Linked DNA regions of Homo sapiens: region 1 is linked to region 2. A link is a loop called in an ENCODE intact Hi-C map of the cell type or tissue named here. Cell type or tissue: ascending aorta. All regions are shown on one strand.

Region 1 (2,500 bases), 110 kb after region 2:
AGAACTAATGTTCTTCACATCAAACAGTGTTGCTTTCTTTAGACTAAATGGTTGCTGACAGGGCCCTAGCAATCTCTTGACTCATTCTACCACAGTGTACCAGTACCACCATGTGCAAGGTGCTAGGTAACAGCCAATCCATCCTGGCCTTCCAGACCAGGCTCTGAAGGGAAGCTTTCCCAGAACTCTCATAAAACAGGTGAATAATTCCCTCCTAGAAAGCTCTGTATCTGTTTATTCACTTGCTCGGGCTCTCTCAGGAAAACATAAGCAAAGAGTCAAGATGCCAAGGCAATCTTGAGTGGGGGAGGTAGAGGCAGAGCAAATGCCTTCCAGAGCTCTGTGGTTATGCTAAAGAGCTTTACAGATTGGTATCATGCTTGGAAGTCTGAGATGCTGAGAATTCCCCACTGTGTCACACTTTCTCATGCCAAGCCCAGTGCCCGGGCAGGTGCTATGCATGTACACATGCATGCACACACACACACACACACACATACACACACACACCCTCAACATGGTCAATTTTCTGCCCACCCTGCTGGGTGTCAGGGCATGCTCCCCAAGCAGCTGACCATGGAACTAACCTGCAGCGCCAGGAAGCGAGCCTTCAGCCAGTAAACACGGACCACAAACTCCAGCCAACCATCCTCGAACAGGTCGCGCTGGGACGAGGCAAATGACAGCTGTAGGAGGTCACCCAGGCAGTGGGTCCCTGGGAAGTCAGGTCCAAATCTGCCATTCACCATACCAGCAGGGCAGTTCCGAGGAGACACTAAAAACCATCAGGCCAACGAGTCAACTTCATGTGTAGCATTCTAATGCCCTTCTGCTTCTCAGAAGTTGCACTTGGCCCTAACCACACCCACCCTATCTCCAGGGGCACCCTAAGCCCCTCAGAGCCCTACAGCTCCCTGAGTGGCAGGCATCAGAGAGGTTGGACCAGTTAAGACAAAGATATGCAGAGACCCTGCCCCCTGCCGAGAGTCAGGGGCAAGGGCAAGGGGAAGCAATTTTACAGACAGCATTGAGTATATCTACATTCCACCAGGTGGTAGTTTAAAAGTCAGAATGAAGCTGGGCCCAGTGGCTCATGCCTGTAATCCCAGCACTTTGGGAGGCTGAGGTGGGCGGATTACTAGAGGTCAGGAATTCAAGACCAGCCTGGCTAACATGGTGAAACCCCATCTCTGCCAAAAAATACAAAAATTAGCCAGGCATGGTGGCACACGCCTGTAGTCCCAGCTCCTCGGGAGGCTGATATGGGAGAATCACTTGAGCCTGGGAGGCAGAGGTTGCAGTGAGCCAAGATCATGCCACTGCACTCCAGCCTGGGTGACAGAGCAAGACGCTGTCTTACCAAAAAAAAAAAAAAAAAAAAAAAAAATCCGTATCACCAGAAAAATTACTGAAGCTACATAATACATAAAGCACTGCATTGAACAGTCACACCAAAACTGAGATCCCACTTCCTTCAATCTTGTGTAACAGCAAAGCAGGGAGGTGGCTCCCTCTGGGGGCTCAGCTACTGCTAACCACTTCTTGAGTATCCAGGAGATTTCCCTGGGACCCTGACAAGCCAACCCAAAAAATGTGCCTACTGTAGATATAAGGCTAAATTCCATGACTCAGTCTCCCGCCTCAGCTTTCTCCCAGCTGCTGGGGGTTCAGATATTAGCCTGGCCACAGAACACATAATGCCTCCTACCTGCAGAGCTTCTGCCTTTGGTCAGCAGCCACTGGTCCAGCTGGAGTTCCATGCAGGAGAGAGACATCAGCATCATGTCCTGCAGGACAGACACAGGAAGGTCAAGAACAGTATCACAAAGCCTCTTCACAGTGTGGGGGGTAGGGGGCTGTGGAAGGAAACAAAACTATACTTTTTGATAAAAATATAATTCTTTCTATCCACTTGCCATTTCATAAGTGATAATCAGTGGCTACTCGCCAGAACATAAAAAGAGCCACATGGATGTATGTTGGGACAAGACTTGGGAGAGGCCAGGAGACCGGTCTTCAGAGTTCTTGTCCTGTTGAAGAGGCAGCCCTGTCACCTGCCAAGTGCTGGGACGGACACTGCATCCAAATTATAGAACTCAACCCTTAAAAGTTCTGGGCAGCTGGTATACCATTCCCAGGGCACTTGAGGAAGCTGAGGCTCAGTGATGAGAAGGCACTTGCCCATTGGGCACAGCTGGAAGGTGATCATCAGCCTGCTTTGCCTGGGGATCAAAGCCCTGGTTCCTCCTGCTGTTTCACAACTGCCCCAGGGGAGCATGGCCTGGTGGGCAGAAGCTGCCAGGAGGTTGCCCTGAGGTAACTCAGTGGAGGGTGCCCACCAAGGGATGACTGACCTACAAGCTCTTCTACCTCCTGTGCTCTCAAGTCAGAAAGACCACCAGGCATCCCTGAATGTTCCTGGTGCTCCTGCTTCAGCATTCAGTGTCCCACCTCCAACAGGAGTAAGGGGCCAGAGCACCTTGTGTTCCCTTGAGCTCCA
Region 2 (2,500 bases):
CCCAGCCCCTGACACAATGGGCCACGCATTAAACTCTTCAGCCTGGGCCTCTCCCTTGGCTCCCCTGTCCAGCCTGCACTACCCCCATTTCCTCCCCATCTCATTCCATGGGGCATCCCCAGGCCCTGCCCTTCAAGGCCAGGCCGGGAAACCCACCCTGGCTGCCAGCTGTGAGGCAGCCTCCTGGGGGCTGGTGCTGGGCTGCTCCCAACTCGCCTTACCCTGGCTGCAGGTGGGCTCAGCGCCTGTGCCCAGGGCAGCCTCTGCCGGCCAGCAGTGTGGCTCTGCCGGGGAACTTGTGGGGGCCATCTTCACCTGCGGACTGTGCCGTGGCTCCTGAGGCGGGAAGCTGGTGCCCTCTGCCACTCTCGCCAGCTCTTCTCCCTCTGTGGGGACATGGGCTCACTGCAGGTAATAGACTCATCCACCCCGCAGGCTCCAACGCATCTGTGTCAGGTCCTATGGGCCCAGGTTGTGCCCTGGGACACTGGGCAGGGGAGTGTGGCCAATGCTGGGGTCCTGGCTGAGGCAGTCCAGGTTGGTGCTGCCAAGAAACCACTCACCACCCAAGAGGACACTGGTAGGGGCTGGCTCCCCACCCCCAGAGGGCTCCTCCGCCTCCCGAGAGGGCTATACACCTGACCCAGTGGGGCCACACCTGAGTCTTCGAGGCCCAGCCTCTCTTAAGATCCCATCACAAGGCAGTGAGAGGGGATGGGGGGGCAGTGTCCACTCTCCCTCCAGCTCACATAAGCAGCATTCAGAAACGAGGTCAGGACCAAAATCCAAACAACCCAACTAAGACCAAAGTAGACGCTGGCACTATGGCTCCTGCCCAGCCAGCCACACCTTCCCTGGCCTGAGGCAGGGGCCAGGAATTGGGCTCAGTTGGGCCAAGGCCGGGATGGGCCTGAGGGGCAAATGCTGTGCCTGTGGCTGCTGGCCAGGTGACTACTCAGCATCGGTCCCCGGTTCCCAGGCCTCCAGGCCCTCACTTCCCTTGCTGCTCCCCACCTTCTCACTCAGGTCTGGACTCTCCCACCACACTGGTCATCAACCACTGCCTTTCCAGCCACCCCACCGCCTCCCCATCCCGCTCCTCTGCCAGGAGGCCCTCCATCCTCTCCAGCAGGGGGAGCCAGCTCCCCTCCTTGGTCAGCAGGAGTGACAGCTCCCGGTACAAAGCTGGGGCCAGCAGGCGACTGCTGGGCTAGGCAGAGGCCTCAGCGGCCATGGCCATCCCCATCCAGCTGCTCTGCCTGAGGCTCCTGCCCCAGGCTGGCTGAGGCCTTGTCTCAAGCCTCCACCCCCTCGCCCCCTGCCCCCAGTGTCATTCAACAGTTCCATCCTGGCAAAAGGCCATTTAATTTGGTTTTGGGAATGGGAATAGAAAAGGATCAACTCTCCAGGCTGAAGAAGGTATGCTAGGAAACAGATCCTCTTTCTTAGATCTAACAGAGGAGAGAAGGACATGAATTACAGCTTTGGCCTGCTTGATGGTGGGACAGGCAGGCAGAGGGAAAGCAGGCAGTCTCTAGCCCCCTACTCCGCTACCCCTGGCCCTGGCATCCACCAGGCCTTCCCACACCCCAGGGAGGTGTGTGTGGCCTACAGAGATCTCAGTTGCTGCTGAGATTAGGTTATAAAAGACACCATGGCTTCCTCTGTGTTCTCTCGGTGGGGTCAATGGCTCTGGGGAGAACCAGTCACCATGATCCGGGGACACTCAGCTGTTTATAGAAAGGCCCACAGGAGGAGCTGAGGCCTCTGGCCAATAACCAGTGAGGACCTGAGGCTGCCAACACCCCAAGGGAGCTCAGATGCACTGATGATAGCTTGACTGCAACCACGTGGGAGACCCTGAGCCAACTTTACCCCACAAAGCCACTGTAAATTCCTGACCCTCAAAAACTACAAGACGAGAGCATGGGACTGGTACAAGGCAAGACAGCCCCAGGCAGAGGGACAGGAGCTGGGTCTTCGTGGGAGTAAGTCAGCTACCAACACTGACCAACTGATTACGGCACTGGGCTCCCATCACCCCCACACCTTGACGTCACCATCCTCAGGCGGGGTATGGTGGTTCACACCTGTAATCCCAGCACTTTGGGAGGCTGAGGCGAGTGGATCTCCTGAGCCCAGGAGTTTAAGACCAGCTTGGGCAACATGGTGAAACCCCATCTCTACAAAAAATACAAAAATTACCCAGGCGTAGTGGCCCATGCTTGTAGTCTCAGCTACTTGGGAGGCTGAGGTAGGAGGATCACCTGAGCCCAGGGAGGTTGAAGCTGCAGTGAGCCATGATCGCACTGCTGCACTCCAGCCTGGGCAACAGAGTGAGGAAAACAAACAGGCCAGGCTTGGTGGCTCATTCCTGTAATCCCAGCACTTTGGGAGGCTGAGGCAGGCGGATCACCTGAGGTCAGGAGTTCAAGACCAGCTTGGCCAACATGGGGAAACCCTGTCTCCACTAAAAATAAAAAATAAAAATTAAAAAAAA

What was found. Hi-C counts contacts between places; a loop is a spot of excess contacts. Peaks named below come from ENCODE experiments on the same cell type or tissue, not always from the same donor. Only the 100,000 strongest peaks of a DNase experiment are listed, where the experiment ranks them.
Region 1: it touches region 2 in a loop (2.3-fold over the local background); 7 of 110 quality-filtered maps call a loop at or near these places.

The regions. Positions count from the first base shown.
Region 1 is chr22:24,061,234-24,063,733 of GRCh38, reverse strand. CABIN1 (calcineurin binding protein 1) reads right to left here. Exons shown (of 37, transcript NM_012295.4): 13 at 1,709-1,787; 14 at 588-775. Among named protein-coding and RNA genes, the nearest start is that of CABIN1, 51 kb to the right of the region's middle. In ascending aorta, a CTCF peak has its summit at 1,515 (motif pointing left); a DNase peak (open chromatin) is centred at 1,533.
Region 2 is chr22:24,173,997-24,176,496 of GRCh38, reverse strand. CABIN1 (calcineurin binding protein 1) reads right to left here. Exons shown (of 37, transcript NM_012295.4): 35 at 222-386. Among named protein-coding and RNA genes, the nearest start is that of SUSD2, 6.2 kb to the left of the region's middle. RefSeq lists a silencer at 1,104-1,163 and an enhancer at 531-1,390. In ascending aorta, a CTCF peak has its summit at 1,130 (motif pointing right); a DNase peak (open chromatin) is centred at 1,126; H3K27ac peaks cover 2,427 bases.